2 separate regions of the Homo sapiens genome follow, and region 1 is linked to region 2. Evidence: chromatin loops called from intact Hi-C (ENCODE). Cell type or tissue: heart right ventricle. All regions are shown on one strand.

The links. Peaks named below come from ENCODE experiments on the same cell type or tissue, not always from the same donor. Only the 100,000 strongest peaks of a DNase experiment are listed, where the experiment ranks them.
Region 1: it touches region 2 in a loop (14-fold over the local background); 20 of 110 quality-filtered maps call a loop at or near these places.

The regions. Positions count from the first base shown.
Region 1 is chr1:116,914,010-116,916,509 of GRCh38, reverse strand. All of the region lies in intron 1 of PTGFRN (prostaglandin F2 receptor inhibitor), which reads right to left. Among named protein-coding and RNA genes, the nearest start is that of PTGFRN, 5.3 kb to the right of the region's middle. In heart right ventricle, no CTCF peak of the experiment used is centred here; no DNase peak of the experiment used is centred here; H3K4me3 peaks cover 1,585 bases; H3K27ac peaks cover 2,500 bases.
Region 2 is chr1:116,982,347-116,984,846 of GRCh38, reverse strand. It overlaps PTGFRN (prostaglandin F2 receptor inhibitor), which reads right to left. Exons shown (of 9, transcript NM_020440.4): 8 at 1-167. Among named protein-coding and RNA genes, the nearest start is that of CD101, 18 kb to the left of the region's middle. RefSeq lists an enhancer at 2,266-2,500. In heart right ventricle, no CTCF peak of the experiment used is centred here; no DNase peak of the experiment used is centred here; H3K27ac peaks cover 2,500 bases.

The DNA of each region.
Region 1 (2,500 bases), 68 kb after region 2:
GGGGAGTTCTGTCTAGTCCAGCTCTAAAGAAGAGCAAGGAAGAGCCATTATCAGAATATTCTTGGCTTGGAGTCACTTTTAAGCTCCAAGAAGTAACTCATCTGTCTGCCCACTATCTCTATTTCATTAGGATTCCAAGGTAGCACCCACTCTGAAATGTGCCCGGAACCCTTAGGCACAATTCCACTCTTCGCTATTCTAAGCCAAATTCATCCTAGACAGAGCAACAGTAGCCACGGGTTCTTCTCCACTCCTATGAAATATCCCAAGTGAGGTAAATATTTTCACATTCCAGCTGCTTGTAAAGGTGTGAAACAGGATGCAATTAAGGTCCCAGAACATTTTACTTAAACTTGAATCATGCTGCTTAGTGACACAATACAGAGTATTGTGGAGAAATCAGCCTTCAAAGAACACAAGCGAATGCACAGAGCCATGATCTCCAGCCTACTGGAAACGCATATTGCTGGGACACGACAGTGTTAACTTCTGGGTCTAATTCTGTTGCTTCCCAAAGACTACAGTTGGTGTGGGGAGAAATAGTCCAAGATCGAAAAAACCACTGACTGTGCCAACTGCAGCACTTCACCTTTTCCAGAAGATAAATTATGAAGAATTTTTGCCAGTTCAAGTTATTTTCCCAAAGCAGAGTCAAATGACCCTTGCAACCCTGCCTTTAAGAAACCAATGCAATTAAACAAAACAGCTATGAACTGCCTGGACAGCATCCTTCCAACTTCATTTGATAAAGTGAGACGCAGACACACATCGACAGACAAGCACACACCTTATTTAACTGCCAGACGCAGTGCCAATATGAAAATGTACATTCAATCTACGGGGGGAAAATCAGCTCAGCAGCTCATCGCTAAAACAAAACAGCCACATAAATGCCGACTAGCCTGCTGCCTTGTAAGGAATGATCACTGACAACTAGAGTTCCTATTCAGCAGGCTAATAAGAATAATTATAGCCAGGGCAGGCATTAATCAGCTTGGCAGATACAGGAATTCTGTTAACAAGGCTAAAATAAGTGCCAAGGAATCTCTGAAGGCCACAGCACTTCAAAGACTGTTAAAGCTGGATGGATTCACTAGGGTTCCTCCCACTGGCCTTCCTCCTCCTTCAGTGCTTTCCAGAGGCAGTTGCATTTCGGCCCGTCCTCAGAGCCGGCATGGCCACCTGCTAGGGTTGCAGAGATGCCACACCTCTGAGGTGCATGCTGGCACTGCCCTTCCCTTCAGGAAGTGTACCTGGGCTGCACTAACCCTGGATCCTCCTATTTTTAAATGCACTTTCACTTTCAAACCACTATCATCTTTCTTCACCTAAGCTAATCTCAAGCAATACGCAGCATAAGGTTTAGCGAACATTAGTAAACTTTTCCTTAGCAGAGACAGAATGGAGTCCTGAGATCAGATCCTAGGTCTGCTAGGAAGAATCTGTATGTCTCTAGACAAGTTAACTAACTTTTCTGGGCATCAGTTTCCTTATCTGTAATAAAGACAAAATAGTGACTTTCTCAAAGTATTGTTGTGAGGAATAAATACCAGAATGTACGTCAGAGCCTGACGCTTGATATGCAATCGAGAAATAGTAGCTATTATTAGTCTGTGCCTATTAGGTGCAGAGCCTTGTACAGAAGCTATGAGGAAAAAAAAACAAAATACTCAGTATGCAGAGACACACACACGTTAGGCAGGAGTGGCTGTGCCTGGGCAGGAGGGTGGACACATTTTTTTCCTTTTTTTTTTTTGAGACAGGGTCTCGCTTTGTTACCCAAGCTGGAGTGCAGTGGTGCGATCACGGTCCCCTACAGCCTTGACCTCCCAGACTCAAGTGATCCTCCCCACTCAGCCTCCCAAGTAGCTGGAACCACAGGCACATGCCACCATACCCGGCTAACTTTTCTTATTTTTTAGTAGAGATGGGGGTCTCACTATGTTGCACAGGCCGGTCTCGATCTCCTGATCTCAAGCAATCCTCCCACCTTGGCCTCCCAAAGTGCTGGGATTGCAGGCATGAGCTGACCTGTTTAGCCCAGATTTTTCTTTTGACCTTATATCCTTTGTAAGTAACACAGAGACTGTTAGCTGTTCCCTCAAAATCTGTCTTTCCCTTCTTCCATAGTAGCTGGCACATGGCTTCCCAGCTTTCCTTACAGCTAGTGTGGCATGGGCCCAAAGTCTCTCCAATAGAACGTGTGCAGAAATGATGTGTGCCACTTTCAAGTCTGACCCACAAAGACTCCAAATATTCTACTCTACGCTCTTTCCTCCTTTGTAGGGGCTGGAATGGTGATGACGACTACCAAAGTGATCTTAGAAACTGTGAGTTGAAGACAGCAGAACTGCCACCAGCTGGGGAGCCAGAATGACTGTGTAAAGCAGGGTTCCCACCCAACCCTTTCCTCTGAAGCATCTCCCTCGCATTGTTATATAAGACACATCTATTGTCTGAACCACTATGCTTTGAGTTTGTTAGAGCAGTTTAGCCTACC
Region 2 (2,500 bases):
CAGCAAGAATTCCAGCACACTCACGCGCTCCAGGCTGAGGTCGCTCTTCCAGTCCCTCCGGGAGGTGGTCACGATGCCCTTCCGATCCAGGGAAGACAGGAGCACAGGAGCCTTGTCCAGGCCAAAAGAGTGCACCGCAAACCAGGACACATCAAAGGCCATGTCATCTACGGATTACCAAGCCAAAACCCTGGGGTCAGTGCAATGGGCAGAAGTCATATGTATGGCCACATCCATGTATGAGGCCCTTACTACGTATGGCAAGCACAACACTACATGCCTTCGGTCTCACTGGATCCTCACAACAGCCCTATGATGAAGGCACTATCATACTTTTATTCTGCCATTATTGCCAGACTATATACCTGCTCAAGGTCATGTAGTCAGCAGGTAGCAGAGTGTGCAGCTTAACCCAGGGAGTACAGCTCCAGAGCCCAGCCTCTTAACCACTGCACTGCTGCCACCCAGACTAAGGGGCCACAGGAAGAAGAGTCAGGGCCAAAAACTGTCTCCCACAGAGAACACTGATCCGAAAGCTGGTATGCCAGGACACTGCAGGCTCTCTCTCCCAAAGAAAGCCAGCTCCTTTGACAGTTTAGGCAGAAGAACCCAAGACTGGAAGGACACTAAAGTCATATGGAACAAAATGTACATAAAATGAATTGCACCAAATTTAGAGTTGTAAACAGTTTAGATTTTATTGTACACTATGGTTTTTCTTTCCTTGCAGAAGTGCTTAAGTTCAAAACAAGAGGAAAAAAAATGTCAAGCTGAGAAAATGGAACACAGTTTAACAGTCCCAGAGAGTAATGCTGAATCGTAAAGTACTCTGCAAAATTAAGATTCTAACAGCCTCAAATAAATTAATATGGGCATAAGAGAAAGAAGACTTTGGCACAAGTGGTAATTCTCATGGAATGTGAAAACAGAGCACACATCATAAGCCCTTGACCTCTTCCCTTGACTGGTACCAACCATTATCAGCTGTGTCGGCTCTGAGATTCATCCAGCAACAAAAGACAACAGCCATGACACTGTTGTCTTAAATCCACTTGAGAAAGCGTTTTATATAAATGTCAAATAACACAATTTTTTGCCGAACAAGAGATAACATTTGTTCATTTAGTAAAAATACACTAATAGCCTCAAAAAGCACATAAGGCAAATAAATTATTTTCAGATGCTTACATATTAAAAAAGTAAGCAGAACTAAAAGCAAGAATTTCTATGAAATTATCCAAATGATAATTCTTCCTTAGCTCACTCTAAACATGTAATATCTTCTCTTTTTCTCCCATTGACCCACTGTGGCACTTGAGCATAATTTTTTTTTTTTTTTTTTTTTTTTGTTCCCAGTGTCTCTCCAAGGAAACTAGCTCCCTGGGGGCAGAGGGAGTGCCATAAACAGCCTCATGCTCTCACAGTGCCAAGGGCAGAGTGGACACCCGCATCACTCTCGTCTTCAGTGAAAACTCTTAACTCAGTGCTGCTGTCACCTGCAGGTGCTGGGTGGTTGCTGAAGGCAAAAAGCCAAACCGGGTTCCCAGACTCTAAGCCCTGATCCCCGCTGTGCCTTATGGTGTGGGAGCCAGGCTCCAGGGCCAGGCTGCCTGGGCTAGCATCCCAGCACCAGCACTAATGAACCATGTGACCTGGGCGAGTTCCCCAAGTTCACTGAGACTTAGTTTCCTCATCTGCAAAATGAAAATGACAAAACCCAGGGTTAAATTTACCACATTTATTAAAATGCTTAGAACAGCACCTGGAACACAGTAAGTACTCAATAAAAGTTGGTCACCATGAACAACATTATCTCCACAGCTCAACACACATGCTCCTACACACAGACCTGCTAAGGGGAAGGGCATTACCAGCTGCAGCAAATGCAGCTGGTGGCCAGTCCACCCCAGCTGGTGGGCTGGGCCTCTGGCCACTGCAGGTACTGGCTGTTAAAATTCACACACCTGTACCCTCCCCCCTCCAGAGGCCGGGCTTAGGCTGATGGAAGCCGCCACCTGGAGGTTATGAACTGCTCTCGCTTCTTTGCCACTCAGCCTGTGGACAATGACTGACTAGTGAAGGGACAGAAAAGCCCAGTCCCCTTCCCTCCGGTGGGCCTACTCTGCAGTACACTCATGCTCCAGAACTCCCCGTGGGGAGGTGGACTTGCTCTGAATTCACACCTCGACTTGCCTTCTTCTCCAGCTCTATCTCAAGTCCCTCCCTCCCTCAGTGTTCTCCTGAGAACACTCCCTCAATCCATCACTCGCGTGCTTGTCTGTCTTTGCTTGCGGAGAACCTGACCTAAGATACTGCCTCAGAAGGGCCAAAGTCTGCTGTCCCCACCCCTGCTCAGCACAGAGGACCTTGGCCCACAAATCACTTATGCAACATGTCCTTCACAAAAGAGCATTCCCTCACAGCCCACAGCATGTGTGAGGAAAAACTAAATTACAACTTGTGTTTAATAATTCAGTATCTTCCATCCACACAGTCCAAG